Linked DNA regions of Homo sapiens: region 1 is linked to region 2. A link is a loop called in an ENCODE intact Hi-C map of the cell type or tissue named here. Cell type or tissue: A673. All regions are shown on one strand.

Evidence for each region. Peaks named below come from ENCODE experiments on the same cell type or tissue, not always from the same donor. Only the 100,000 strongest peaks of a DNase experiment are listed, where the experiment ranks them.
Region 1: it touches region 2 in a loop (2.8-fold over the local background); 8 of 110 quality-filtered maps call a loop at or near these places.

What each region holds. Positions count from the first base shown.
Region 1 is chr2:152,020,996-152,028,995 of GRCh38, forward strand. All of the region lies in intron 2 of CACNB4 (calcium voltage-gated channel auxiliary subunit beta 4), which reads right to left. Among named protein-coding and RNA genes, the nearest start is that of CACNB4, 74 kb to the right of the region's middle. RefSeq lists an enhancer at 5,136-5,205. In A673, a CTCF peak has its summit at 4,969 (motif pointing left); DNase peaks (open chromatin) are centred at 4,326, 4,766 and 5,016; H3K4me3 peaks cover 820 bases.
Region 2 is chr2:151,470,401-151,478,400 of GRCh38, forward strand. RIF1 (replication timing regulatory factor 1) reads left to right here. Exons shown (of 36, transcript NM_018151.5): 35 at 3,564-3,672; 36 at 4,457-8,000. The coding sequence ends at 4,671. Among named protein-coding and RNA genes, the nearest start is that of RIF1, 64 kb to the left of the region's middle. In A673, no CTCF peak of the experiment used is centred here; DNase peaks (open chromatin) are centred at 4,721 and 4,841; H3K4me3 peaks cover 1,525 bases; H3K27ac peaks cover 3,968 bases.

The sequences.
Region 1 (8,000 bases), 550 kb after region 2:
TAATCCCAGCACTTTGGGAGGCTGAGGCGGGTGGATCACGAGGTCAGGAGATTGAGACCATCCTGGCCAACGTGGTGAAACCCCGTTTCTACTAAAATACACCACACCAGGTGTGGTGGCGAGCGCCTGTAGTCCCAGCTATTCTGGAGGCCGAGGCAGGGGAATCGCTTGAACCCGGGAGGCGGAGGTTGCAGTGAGCAGAGATTGCATCACTGCGCTCCAGCCTGGTGACACAGCAAGACTCCATCTCAAAATAAATAAATACATAACTCTGAAACATTAAAACAATTTTTTTTCAAACTATATTCTCTACCTTATATTTAAGCAAGCAGAAAAACACATAATCCATTTTAGAATGATTTCAAATTTAAAAAAATTATAGGTCAGATACTCAAAGGGTTAAAACTTCAAATAAGGAGTAATGTTACCCTTCTGGCAGCCAAAGTTTGACTCAATAAAAACAGGCATATTCATTGCATCAACCCATAATCTCTTAACATTTGATTTGCCTCAAAATTTCAGTAGACTATTGGTGAAAACATGGTGAAAAATCTCTTCATATGAAAATATTTTGCTTTTGAAAATACTGTCAAAACTTGCATAAATATTTGACATTCATTCTAAATAATAAAACAATGTCTCTTTTTCCCCTTCTCATACGTATGTAAATCAATGATGCTTTATCAAGGATAAAAATACCATTAGATTTAGACTTCACAGAATTGGAGACAACTCACAAGGAACTAGACACTGAATCTTAAACATGAAAGGAAGAAAACTGAAAAGCTAAAAGTAATTTGATGTTTCTTTTTTTCTTTCTTAATTCAACTCTCACATCTAACTCTTAAGAAAGGATACAGCTTATTCTTTTATCTTGCTGAACATTGGCTTTTTACGTTTTATCTTCTTCTTGAAAAGATTTTCTCTACTAGAATAGGTATTTAAAGTCAAGGCTATATACATTCAAGAAGTATAAGCGTCTAATCTTTAAACATGTCATTTTGATCCAGCATCCAAAGTTGTATTAAAAAGCACATTTACAGATAAGTTCCTTCACAGTTGTAGTGACTGCACATGAGCTCATCAAGTAAGCCTTGGGGAAACAAAGAACCTCTCTCCTCCTCTCTTTGGCAATCGGCTTATTGCCTATTACTTGCATCTCTCCCCTTCAACCACCTCTGCATCATCTTCAACCAAATATACACCACTCAAACTGCTACCCTTAATTTCACTCCTACAAATAAGCCCTGTTTGTTTACTGTTCACCATTCATTATACCATGAGTGAAGGACAGAGATGAATCATACTCAGCCCGTAGCCATCAAGGAGAAGTGGTGGAGGGAATGTGAAACCAATAACTATTTCACAAAGGACACAATCCATGTCTCCAATGATATAAAAGCGAAGTGCTTCAGAGTGCTTTGCAAAAAGCAACTAATTTAGTCAAACACAATATAAAAACATCAGCAGTAATCAAGAATAATCCCTATTGCTACAATTTTTCTAAAATTCCCTGGTTTTAAGTTGGACAAGAAGTGCAATATTCCTTTCAAAGAGATACCAGCATGTCACAGATCTCTATTTTTAAAATATGCTTGATTTGCATATACGAAAGCATGGGCTTTATTTTAATGACCTGCAATCTCTACATTTGTTTCAGTCCTCCATGCAATATGCATGTTTACCTCCTACACTTAGACTCTTGGTATGATTTTTCCTTAATGAAATAACATAAAGCAAAGAATCATAGAAAGCATAATATTCTACTGGGATCCACAGCACCCCCATCACCTACAATGTTGTTGCCACAACTCTCCTACTTGATCATGTACAGGACTCAAAACTGTAATCATTAAAACCCAGATGATCAGGGTAAAGGAATTTAGGGTTGTTTTGAGGTTGTTTGACAATATTTACACTTGGAAAAGTTAAGGAACATATTAGTCTGTTTTCACACTGCTACAAAGACATACCCAAGACTGGGTAATTTATAAAGAAAAGAGGTGTCATTGACTCACAGTTCTGCAAGACTGGGAAAACCTCAGGAAACTTACAATCATGGTAGAAGGGGAAGAGGCATGTCTTACATGGTGACAGGTGCAGGGGGTCCATGAGGGGGTGAGAGAAAGGAAGGGGGAAGAGAGAGAGCATGAGCGAGCACAAACAAGTGAAAGGGTAAGAGCCCCTTATAAAACCATCAGATCTCGTGATAACTCACTATCAGGAGAACAGCATGGGGGATACTGCCCCCATGATCCAATCACCTCCCACCAGGCCCTGCCCTCAACACGTGGGGATTATGGGGATTACAATTCGAGATGAGATTTGGGTGGGGACACAGAGCCAAACCATATCAAGGAGGCCCAAGAAAAATAAAACTGAAATAAGTTTGGACAAAGAGAATGCGCTCTGGATAAAGGCCACCGTAAAAGTGAGAGGTGCTTTTTTTTTTTGGTCAGACAAAGTCTCACTCTTGTCCCCCCGGCTGGAATGCAATGGCGCGATCTCAGCTCACTGCAACCTCTGCCTCCCGGGTTCAAGCAATTCTCCTGCCTCAGCCTCCCAAGTAGCTGGGATTACAGGCGCCTGCCACCACGCCCAGCTAATTTTTGTATTTTAAGTAGAGACAGGGTATCACCATGTTGGCCAGGCTGGTCTCCAACTCCTCATCTCAGGTGATCCGCCTGCCTCAGCCTACCAAAGTGCTGGGATTACAGGCGTGAGCCACCACACCCAGCCAGTAATAGCATTTAATATGAATTTCTGGACTTACATTTTAAATAGCTTTCCTCCACCGAAGCAATGTGTGAAAACAACAACTTAGGCGTACAACTCAACGAATTGAAAACATTTATGTTATCACAAAGTCAAAACAAGAAACTCTAAAAGCACAGATCAATTAGAACTGTGTCCTGGAGGCACATATCTGTTTACCATGGTGACAATTTACATTTAAGATGAAGAAGCACAATGAATGGATTGTGGTAGGAGTGCTTAAAATATCAGGAGCACCCTAACATGTTTAGTTTAAGAACCAGTGTTGGCTGGGCACAGTGGCTCACGCCTGCAAGCCCAACACTTTGGGAGGCTGAAGGAGGAGGATTGCTTGAGGCCAGGAGGTCAAGACCAGCCTGGGTAATATAATGAGACCTGTCTCTACAAAAAATACAAATAAAAATTAGCCAGGTATGGTGTCACGTGCCTGTAGTCCTAGCTACTCAGGAGGCTGAGATGGAAGGACAAACTAAGCCCAGGAGTTTAAGGTTGCAGTGAGCTATGAATGCGTGCCACTGTACCTCTGTGCCTGGGCAACAGAGCTGTCTCAAAAAAAGAACTAATTGTTTACCAGTTCAAGGTAAATTGAGCAAAATACAAAGTGGTTAAAAAATGAATATATGCAGACTGATTTTGTAATTATTTAGCTGACAATGGCTACTCTTGATCATTTCTGTTTGTCTGTTTCTTTTATATTTAAGTAGCTTCCATAAAGCCTTTGCATAGACAACAATGTAATTTTCTTATTGGATAGCCCTAAAAAATGGCACTAAAAGATTATGTATTACTTTGGCTTTGAATTGTGAAACAAAGCAGTAAGAAATACTTGCCCCAATAGTTGCTTACTAACATAGCATACCAACTATGATAGGGATCCACAGCATCATTGTATATTTCCCCACAAGCAAATCATTACACAATGGAAGGCTGCTACACCCTTAGGGACTTGCCATTGTTTGCAACAATATGGTGGGCATCACACATTTAAATATTGCAAAACCAGGGCTAGGCGTGGTGGCTCACGCCTGTAATCCTAGCACTTTGGGAAGCCAAGGTGGGCAGATCACCTGAGGTCAGGAGTTCAAGACCAGCCTGGCCAACATGGCGACACTCCATCTCTACTAAAAATACAAAAATTAGCCAGGCGTGGTGGCACGTGCCTGTAATCCCAGGTACTCGGGAGGCTGAGGCAGGAGAATCACTTGAACCTGGGAGGCAGGGGTTGCAGTGAGCCAAGATCACACCACTGTACTCCAGCCTGGGCAACAGAGTGAGACTCTGTCTCAAAAAAATAAAAATAATAAATAAATTTTGCAAAACCAGAAATCTGAGGCCCGATATTAACTTTCAACTAATTTGTCATTTTGGCTAAATTATTTGCAAATACTAGCTTATCTATTGCTAGACAGTGAGCAAATTCTATTCTCCTAATCCTACACTACCTCTGAAACCTCTTCTTTCATATGTGTAAATTAAGTTTGATAGCTTTCCTGAAAACAGGAAATTGTTCAAAAGACTTAATTTTTTCTTTCCTGTCATAAAAAGTGTAATAGCTCAAGCTTCAGAGGCGAGAGCTGGGGAACGGTGGAATGAGAACCAAGAAAGACAACGACATTTTCTCTCAAACTGTCTACTTCAGACAACCTTATTCCAGATATGAGCACAAACTGGACTCGCTGCTAGCTCACAGCCTCTATTGTAAGCATAAGAAAGAGCAGAAATAAGACAAATATGCATTGTGCCTTAAATGCAAAGGAAGTGGCTGTAACACTAAAAGAATGATTGCCCAGGGGCCAGATTAAATAAAAAATCTAGGAGTTTGGAATATCTCAAATCATCTATGAAGTACAGAAAATATTTTGTTATTGTGACACAACAGCCTCTCTTCTAAAAGGAAAATAAACTTCAGGAAATTGAACTTCAAAGATGCCACTGTTTCAGTCATCAAAATTGGACATACCGTACTGTGTATTTTAAAGGAATAGTGCCCCCGTGTGGTTTTTGACAAGATTTCAGAAAATGTTCAGCGTTGTCTCAGAAGTCACAGTTACACTTGTTATACAAGAAACAGTGAATTTTTCTTGTGTGGATTTATTTTTAAATGTGATTACAGATGTGTTTGCAGTATAGTAGAAAAACGTCAGAGCTGTGAAGAGCTGTGTTTGCAGCGGGAGGGTTGCTCCATCTATCTCCGTGTTTAGTAAAGAGGATGTGAGAACAGGACGTGCACAGGGCGCCCCCTGCAGGTGCTGATGCAGCCGACACCTCTGGAGGCGCAGGGCCGAGGCCACCACAAGTCACTTGGCATGAATGTCCACAGAGCTTCCTAGGAGCTACCAGAAGTGAACCACATCTCCCCTCTTACCTGCAGTGGGTTCACACACTCTGCCTTTTCTCGTTGTTGTGAACAAACTGACCAAATCCCTTACAGACCGGCCCTTCCACTCGAGCACTGGATCTTACTCCAGGACAGGGCCCCAGCAATTTTCCTCCTTCCCTCCTGAATCTTCAGCGTCTTCCTTTCCACTGGACTGTTTCCATCAGCGTCAACATATAAACATGCTATCATATTAATAAAAACCCTCTCTGGGCTCCACTTCTCTAGTCCCTTTTTTTTTTTTTCTTCTTCTTTGAGACAGGTTCTCGCTCTGTCACCCAGGCTGGAGTGCAGTGGTGCCATCTCTGCTCACTGCAACCTCTGCCTCCTGGGCTCAAGCGATTCTCATGCCTCAGCCCCCTGAATAGCTGGGAATACAGGTGCATGCCACCACGCGCAGCTAATTTTTGTACTTTTAGCAGAGATGAGGTTTCTCCATGTTGGCCGGGCTCGAACTCCTGACCTCAGGTGATCTGCCTGCCTCGGCCTCCCAAAGTGCTGAGATTACAGCCATGAGCCACTGCACTCGGCCTCCACTCCCTTTTACTGCTATAGTACCTAGAAGAATTGTCCATATTAACTGACTCTAACTTCAATCTTTCCATTCTCTCTTGAACCCATTCCAATAAGGCTTTTCTGCTCACTACTCCAGACCAAAACTGGTCTTACTGAGGTCACCAATGGTATCCATATTGTTAAGTCCATTGGGGAATCTTGGGCTCATCTAACTTGACCCATTGACAGCATTTGACACAATTATCTTTCTTTTTTTTTTTTGATACGGAGTTTCACTCTGTCACCCAGGCTGGAGTGCAGTGGTGTAATCTCAGCTCACTGCAACCTCCACCTCCTGGGTTCAAGCGATTCTTCTACCCCAGCCTCCTCAGTAGCTGGGATTACAGGCACATGCCACCATGCCCGGCTAATTTTCGTATTTTTAGTAGAGACAGGGTCCACGTTGGCCAGGCTGGTCTCAAACTCCTGGCCTCAGGTGGTCCGCCCACCTCAGCCTCCCAAAGTGTTGAGATTACAGGCGTGAGCCAGGGCTCCCAGCCACATTCCTCCTTTCTTAGAATCATTTCTTCTGTTGGCTTTCAGGCACCTCCTCCCATTTTTCTGGCCACTCCTTCATCTCCTTTGTATTGTTTCAGCAAATATCTACTGAGAGCCTCTGACTGCCTGGGGCAGTTCTCAGCTGTGGAAATTGGATGCTGAACAAATCAAAGAGCTTACAATCTAGCAGAAGAAACTGTAATTAGATAGATTTTAAATATAAAATCAGGTATTCACAAGTTATGGTCAGGAAAGCCTCCCTGAGTTTTCAAGCTCCTCCCCTGCCACCTCCCCTCCTGACTCACACCAAGGGAAGTGACAGGAAAGCCATGTGCTACCTCTTTGGCTCCAGTGGGAAGCTCAAACCACACAAGCTTTGGCCCCAGCCCAAACCACTGACCACCATAAAAGCCAAAGCCGAGGCGGGCGGATCACGAGGTCAGGAGATCGAGACCAGCCTGACCCACACGGTGAAACCCAGTCTCTACTAAAAATACAAAAATTACCTGGGCTTGGTGGCGCACGCCTATAATTCCAGCTACTCAGGAGGCTGAGGCAGGAGAATCGCTTGAACCCGGGAGGCGGAGGTTGCAGTGAGTCGAGATTGTTGCCACTGCACTCCAGCCCGGGCGACAGAGTGAGACTCCGTCTCAAAAAAAAAAAAAAAAAAAAAAAAGCCAAAGCCAGTTGCCCTTGAGGCTCTCAAGCCATTTTCTAACCTGCCTGAGAGCCTGCCCAGCTCTCCTCAGAGAGCTTCGATTTGTGAGTAACAGATCTTTTTATACCTTCTTAGTGCACAGGTGGCACCCTCAGCCTCAATATCACAACTAAATTTTAGGTCAGAGGTTGACACCTGCTCCCTTCTACAAGGGCAATCACAAGACAAGGATCGCCTGAGCAGAAACCTAATCAAATGAGGGGATGAGGGAAGAGCAAAGAGGGCATGACCTACAATCCCCTCTAAACTCAAAGCAACAATTTAGGACTGGGAACCCCAGGAATTCAGATGATGGATACTGAACCAAAGGGTTGTGGATTTGTTCATGATTACTGCCATCTCCAGACCAGCAAAGGACACAACTGGGAAAAGCTGCACTACAAAATTTAAATTACCTAAAATATGGAAGTGGAACATGAACAAGTACTTCATCAGGGCCCAGATTTACATGTGCCCCGAATGAGTCAACATGAATTCTCCCGACACCCACTGATACCTTCGTGTGTAACAGCACAAGCCTAACTAGTTCTACTGTAGCCTGTGGACAAATCTCTCCATAACTGCACCTTTCAATACTTAACCTATATGATTTCTAGATAATGATATAATCATGTAATCATGTTATCACAATGATTATATATAACCATATCATTTAAATTTGTCTTTCTGCGAAAGAAGAAGGGAGTATTATTTTAATTTGTTTTCCTTGGAATCTGACCAAGGCTGAGACCAAATGAGCAATCTGTTGGTCAAAAACATTTCATTTATAACCACGTGGTGAACAGCTTGCAGTGAGATTTGGGAGAGTCACAAGGAAAGGAGGAGCAGATCCTTGCATACAGTGTTTAAAATCTAATAAGCAACAAGGAGCTCACACAAGTGGGTATTAGCCAAAACATGATAAATATATACAAATGCTCCAGCTATTTTTGTTGTGTACAAGTGCTAGGGATGGAAAACTAAAGAAAGTATTTGTCCAAGAAAGCTTCATAAAGGATGGCACTTCTGAGTAGCTTTGAAGAAGAAAAATCCAAGTAGCTTGGGAAGACATTCCATCCAGAAGAAATGGATTAAGGC
Region 2 (8,000 bases):
CTTATCTGAATTGCTTAGGACCAGAAATGTTTTGGACTTCAGATTTATTTCGATTTTGAGATATTTGCATTATGCAGCTACTTGCCAGTTTAGCAGCCCTAATCTGTAAATCCAAAACGCTCATTAGAGAATTTGGGCATCATGTCAGTGCTCAAAAAGCTTCAAATTTTGGATTCCATTCCATCCAAAAAAGATTCCATTTTTGGAGTAGGCATACTCAACCTGTATCAGAAGTTTTGAATAAATGAAAAATAGAATAAGCAGTGTTCTGAATCAGAATTTCTCAGACCTGGGGTTTGCCAGCCACTGAAGACTTCTGCTGTATTCTTGAAGGTCCTTGATTTTATATTAACTTATTTGTGATCTTCTAAACATTCATTAACTGGTTACTCAGAAAACCAATACTACTAGTAATTTTCTGTCTCACAGATTGAATTTAGTTTCTAAAGTATTTTCTTACTCAGTTTCCATGGGTCTTGGGAAAGTCTATGAGAATTAGGTTTTTTTTAACAGCTTCATTAAGATATGATTTACATCGTGTAAAATTCACCTACCCTATGGGTGCAGTTAGTTTTTAATATATTCACAGAGTTAAATAATATTCCCCATGATCTAATTTTGAATCTTTTTTTTTATCACCCAGAGAAGAAACACTGACCCATTAGCTATCACTCCTCATTTCCACTGTCCAGCCAATGCCTACTTTTCCTCTATAGATTTGCCTATTCTGGATATTTCATAAAAGTGGGGTCGTACAACTTGTGATCTTTTGTGAATGGCTTCTTTCACTTAGCATAATGTTTTCAAGGTTTATCCTCAAAAATTTCCGTTTTGAGGTTGAATAATTCTTTGTAGATTCTGGATATTAGCCTTTTGTCAGATGAGAAGATTGCAAAAATTTTCTCCCATTCTGTAGGTTGCCTGTTCACTCTGATGGTAGTTTCTTTTGCTGTGCAGAAGCTCTTTAGTTTAGTTAGATCCCATTTGTCAATTTTGGCTTTTGTTGCCATTGCTTTTGGTGTTTTAGACGTGAAGTCCTTGCCCATGCCTATGTCCCAAATGGTATTGCCAAGGTTTTCTTCTAGGGCTTTTATGGTTTTAGGTCTTACAGTTAAATCTTTAATCCATCTTGAATTAATTTTTGTATAAGGTGTAAGGAAGGGATCCAGTTTCAGCTTTCTACATATGGCTAGCCAGTTTTCCCAACACCATTTATTAAATAGGGAATCCTTTCCCCATTTCTTGTTTTTGTCAGGTTTGTCAAAGACCAGATGGTTGTAGCTGTGTGGTATTATTTCTGAGGGCTCTGTTCTGTTCCATTGGCTTATATCTCTGTTTTGGTACCAGTACCATGCTGTTTTGGTTACTGTAGCCTTGTAGTATAGTTTGAAGTCAGGTAGCATGATGTCTCCAGCTTTGTCTTTTTTGCTTCTGATTGACTTGGCAATGCGGGCTCTTTTTTCGTTGCATATGAACTTTAAAGTAGTTTTTTCCAATTCTGTGAAGAAAGTCCTTGGTAGCTTGATGGGGGTGGCATTGAATCTATAAATTACCTTGGGCAGTATGGCGATTTTCACAATATTGATTCTTCCTATCCATGAGCATGGAATGTTCTTCCATTTGTTTGTGTCCTCTTTTATTTCATTGAGCAGTGGTTTGTAGTTCTCCTTGAAGAGGTCCTTCACGTCCCTTGTAAGTTGGATTCCTAGGTATTTTATTCTCTTTGAAGCAATTGTGAATGGGAGTTCACTCATGATTTGGCTCTCTGTTTGTCTGTTATTGATGTATATGAATGCTTGTGATTTTTGCACATTGATTTTGTATCCTGAGACTTTGCTGAAGTTGCTTATTGGCCCAAGGAGATTTTGGGCTGAGACAACGGGGTTTTCTAGATATACAATCATGTCATCTGCAAACAGGAACAATTTGACTTCCTCTTTTCCTAAGTGAATACCCTTTATTTCTTTCTCTTGCCTGATTGCCCTGGCCAGAACTTCCAACACTATGTTGAATAGAAGTTGTGAGAGAGGGCATCCCTGTCTTGTGCCAGTTTTCAAAGGGAATGCTTTCAGTTTTTGCCCATTCAGTATGATATTGGCTGTGGGTTTGTCATAAATAGCTCTTATTATTTTGAGATACGTCCCATCAATACCTAGTTTATTGAGAGTTTTTAGCATGAAGTGTTGTTGAATTTTGTCAAAGGCCTTTTCTGCATCTATTGAGATAATCATGTGGTTTTGGTCTTTGGTTCTGTTTATATACTGGATTACGTTTACTGATTGTCATATGTTGAACCAGCCTTGCATCCCAGGGATGAAGCTCACTTGATCATGGTGGATAAGCTTTTTGATGTGCTGCTGGATTCGTTTTGCCAGTATTTTATTGAGGATTTTTGCATCAATGTTCATCAAGGATATTGGTCTAAAAATCTCTTTTTTTGTTGTGTCTCTGCCAGGCTTTGGTATCAGGATGATGGTGGCCTCATAAAAAGAGTTAGTGAGGATTCCCTCTTTTTCTATTGATTGGAATAGTTTCAGAAGGAATGGTACCAGCTCCTCTTTGTACCTCTGGTAGAATTCGGCTGTGAATTCATCTGGTCCTGGACTTTTTTTGGTTGAATAATATGCATTATATGTATATACCACATTTTGTTTATCCAGTTGACAGACATTTGGGTTGTTTCCACCATTTGCTATTACGAATAATGCTGCTGTGTCTGCAAGTTTTTATATGGATAGATGATTTCATTTCTCTTGTATATATACCTAGAAGTGGAATTGCTGAGTCATGTGGTTACTGAACTTATTATTTTCAGAAAGTTAACTTTCTGAACTTAGTATTTTCTCAATCAGTGGTCCATACGTCCTAGGAACACTTAAGAAAATTGTATCCTTTTTTTTTTTTTTTTTTTTTTAAATACAGTGTCACTGTCACCCAGGCCAGAGTGCAGGTGGGGCATGATCTCGGCCCACTGCAGCTGCACCTCCTGGACTCAAGCAGTTCTCCTGCCTCAGCCTCCCGAGTAGCTGGGATTACAGGCACCGTAATTTTTGTGTTTTTTGTAGAAGGGGGTTTCACTATGTTTGCCAGGCTGGTCTTGAACTCCTGACCTCAAGTGATCTACCCACCTTGGCCTCCCAAAGTGCTGGAATTACAGGGGTGAGCCACTGCTCCCAGCCAGAAAATTGTGTTCTTTTTTTTAAAAAAATTCTATATTTTATTTAAGCTTGGAAATCTCTGGTATAGACTTTTTTATACCACATTCTTAAACTTGGGAAATAGAATGTAATTTTCTTAGCTGCCATGGCTATATTTCCTGAGAAAACCATTATGAAATATTGTTAAATTCTAACCCTCTCTTTGAGGAAATACTTTGTAATGCTTTATTTTGTGTAGTTAGAACCTACTTTCTTAGCAGTATTAGCTCTTAATTGTGATGGGTGGTAGAACATAGGTTCTATGCAATGTTTTCCAGTGTTTGTACTATTACTCCTATTAAAAGTAAAGTTTCAATTTGTTGTTGTTGTTGTTTTGCGTTTTTTTCTGCTCCAACTGTAATCAAGGTGAAGACTCGTGGACTAGAAGAGATTCCAGTTTTTGATATTTCTGAAAAAACAGTAAATGGAATAGAAAATAAATCTTTGTCACCTGATGAAGAAAGACTTGTCTCAGGTATATTTTAGCAAAAGTGGGATAATTTTATTTAGAAGATCAGCTGACTTTCTTGAAATATGTTATTTTTTTTAGTCTGATTTGACCATGCCTTATTTCAACAATTATTTTATGTTTAATGTGAAGTATATGAAAAACTAACCGATTGGACATCAAATGTGTCTACTTGTTTTTCTTGTCAACTTCTCCATCAAGGTCTCAAGGATTTAAACTATACACTTTCTCTTCTAGTTATATTAATAAATGAAGTAGTCTACCATTTTTAAATTTCTTTAATAGCACAGAATAATCTATGAGAATAGCACAGAATAATAAGCAGTGGTAGGTTGGGTATGGTGGCTCACGCCTGTAATCCCAGCACTTTGGGAGGCCAAGGTGGGTGGATCGCTTGAGGTCAGGAGTTCGAGACCACTCTGGGCAACATGAAACCCAGCACCTACTAAAAATACAAAAAATAGCTGGATGTGGTGGTGCATGCCAGTAATCCCAGTTACTTGGGAGGCTGAGGCGGGAGAATGGCTTGAACCTATGAGGCAGAGGTTGCAGTGAGCTGAGATTACGCCACTGCACTCCAGCCTGGGCAATAGAATGAGGCTCCATCTCATAATAATAATAAGCAGCAGCGGCAGCTCTGGTAGATTTTTTTGTGTGCTTGTCCTCATGAAGACTTAAGCCTGCTCTCTCAATTTGAAACCTAGGCACTTGGACTAACTTAAAAGATCATGTAAAAAATTTAATTTTTGTCTGGTATAGATTTAATTGTGGTTTTTTTTTTCTCTTTTAGATATAATTGATCCTGTTGCTTTAGAAATTCCATTATCCAAAAACCTTCTGGCACAGATTAGTGCTCTTGCTCTTCAGCTGGATTCAGAAGATCTTCATAATTATTCAGGAAGCCAACTATTTGAAATGCACGAGAAACTAAGTTGTATGGCAAACTCTGTAATAAAAAATCTACAGTCACGTTGGAGATCACCATCCCATGAAAATTCTATTTAGTATTTTCAGAGAAAATTGAAGGTTTTTTTAAACATCACTGGATTTCTTGATTGAGGAAACAAGTTCTGAAATAATAGCACAATTTCAAAGAAGAGACTCTTTGCAAAGTTGATAACATTTCAAACCCTGAAGGACAGTGACTTATTATGTAAGTTCAATTTTGTAAGTTCATTATGTAAGATCCTTTTTTTTTTCATAATATGTATTCTTGGCTGCTATGCGTGGTTTTTCAGGAAATTTAATTATCTTACTGAGATGTGAAAGCAAAACTAGTAACAGAACTTACATTTTATTTCATGCTTTCTTAAACCCGTGCATATTCTGGTGAAACATGTAAAATACTTTAAGTAAAATTGAACATTTTTATTTGAATTTTTGCTGAACTGATAAAGGTGTTTATATTTTTGTTTGTTGGTTTGTTTAATTCATGTTTGTTGGGACTGAGGTTTAGGAAGTTTGTTACTGGTTAAAAACCTCAAATGAAATGCGAAAGAATTTGAATTTTTCCTGCATATGTCAACTTTGGACAGCTTTCAAGAAAAATGAGAAAAGTTTCAACTTCTGGCGGTTAAAATATTAATGCAGAATTTACTAAGATTTTATTCATTTGCATTAGCAAATATTCATGCAGCAGCAGTTGACTGAAAATTTATTCTTATGAGACGTATAGTATTCATTTTTAAATGCATGATTGTACATTATGTATAGACGACAATGTTTTTAATTTATAAATTTCATTCTTTGTTAATTGCATGGGTTTTTCTGCAGCTTATTGTGAATACCTTGGTTCTGTTCAATAGAAACATTTTGTATATATTAAATACTGAAATATCAGTATCGACGGTGGAAGTGCTTCATGGGCTTGCTGCACATATTTGTAGGATACTGTATCTGCAAATGCAACAACAAATAGTTTTGTACTTGGTTAACAGTCTTAGTTAAAACATGAGTTTATTTTCTAAAAGTATCCAGAATAAGTAAAATTATAGAAATAAGAAAATGTTACACAACTTTGCTGTTCATACCCTTACCTTCTTACTACTTTTGGTTTGGAGGAGGGTATCACCACTAGAAAGTGTGCCTCCTTAAGATTTCTTAAAGGAAAGTTAGTTTCAGTATTTCACAGCAAGTTGGACTACAAAATCTAGAGTTGATCTGCTTTTTAAACCTTCATTTAAAAGCAAACTTGGAAGAAATTTGAAACTGATGTTTTTAATATATGTCTGTGTTGCCTAGGTTTTCTTTTTTTAAAGAGGTATGTAATTAAAACCTTTGTAAAATTTGCCAACTAATATTAGTGCCTGACTTCCCATATTTGTTTCATCTTTTTAACTGACAGTATATCTCACTTCTTCTTTGAATAGAATGAGTGAGTGATCTCAGTTTTCACATTTTATTCAGAAGCTAATCCCTACTTAGCAAGGCACACATTCTACAGCAAGTCATAGAAAGTTTAATCCTTGTGCCTCCTTAGCTCTCGTATATTCAGGGATCTCTATAAAAGTTGGTGTCTTTTTTCATCATCATAAATTCATCATAATCACAGATATTTTTGGGTCTAAGATATTCATATACCAAGGATGGTTTTGTAAAGAATTCTGGGATCATTGAATTAAGGATTGTGGCTTGAAGTAACTAAAGAAAAATACTAATTTCCTTAAAAGGAATTATAATTATGATTTACATTTTACATCATTAATTTCCCAAATTATATTTAACCGTAAGGAGGTGCACATGAGTTTTTAGCAAACAGGTATGAATAAGCAGCTATGTATATGTGTTTGGGGCAGAGGGGAGCAGATTACTTTAACACACTTCAGAATTAAAATCAGTTCGTTTCATGACTCTGTGCCTTAACGTTTGTGTGAACTAAACTTGCTGATTGAATGAAATTCTTGGGAAGCCGAACAGTAATAGCAGAAAATGTGACCAAATGAGTATCATGTACTTAAATCACTGAATTTTATATAAGCACAAGTATTAATTTTAAAAACATTATAGTTTAATAAAGCTGCATTTAAAAATATTTGGGAGCAAAGACAAGCATGCTAAATCTTCATTTTGCTATGGCTATAAGCATATATTTTTGGCAACTTATTTGCAATATTCTTGCCTTAAAGTTTCCTGCAAATTTCCCCCTTAGTAATTCCCGAATAGCAAAACATTAATATTCCATGATTAGCTCTACTGTGTTGTCTCACTATTAAAATGGAATTCGTTTTTTCAGATCTTTTCTAATGGTTAATAAAACAAATGTCAGATCATAATAACACTCAAATGTGTCTTAATTGTCTTATGCATATTTAAGAAGAAAAAACTAGTGGCATACAGGATTGTCATGTAGTATCTTTTTTTTTTTTTGAGACACAGTCTTGCTCTGTTGCCTATGCTGGAGTGCAATGGTGCGATCTCGGTTCACTGCAAGCTCTGCCTCCCAGGTTTACACCATTCTCCTGCCTCAGCCTCCCAAGTAGCTGGGACTACAGGTGCCCGCCACCATGCCCGGCTAATTTTTTATATTTTTAGTAGAGAAGGGGTTCACTGTGTTAGCCAGGATGGTCTTGATCTGACCTCGTGATCCGCCTGCCTCGGCCTCCCAAAGTGCTGGGATTACAGGCGTGAGCCACCCCACCTGGCCATTTTCTTTTTTTTTTGAGGTGGAGTTTTCGCCCTTGCTGCCCAGGCTGGAGTGCAGTGGTACGATCTCAGCTCACTGCAACCTCCACCTCCTGGGTTCAAGCGATTCTCCTGCCTCAGCCTCCCAAATAGCTGGGATTACAGGTGCCTGCCACCACCACTGGTTAATTTTTGTATTTTTAGTAGATACGGGGTTTCACCATGTCAGCCAGGCTGGTCTCAAACTTCTGACCTCAGATATCCACCTGCCTCAGCCTCCTAAAATGGTGGCATTACAGGCGTGAGCCACCGCTCCTGGCCCATCATTTCCATATCTATGAAATCTATTTTGGATTTTAGAGTGGATTTAAATTTTCAATATTTCAGTGACCTCATTGTTAAAGCTGCTTTGCCACTTGTACAAGTTTGAAAACCATTGTTGAATCATATGGAGCTTTACTCTAATTCCAAATAGTTAAAGGATGAATCAGGTTAAATAATGCTGTTGGATAATACAGGCAAAAACAGGATTTAAACCCGCACATTAAAAGCATGACTGAAGGCCCGGCAGGTGGATCACTTTGGCCCAGGAGTTCAAAACTGACCTGAACAATGTGGCGAAATCCTGTCTCTACTAAAAATACAAAAACCAGCCAGGCATGTTGGCGCATACTTGTAATCTCAGCTACTCAGGAGGCTGAGACATGAGAATT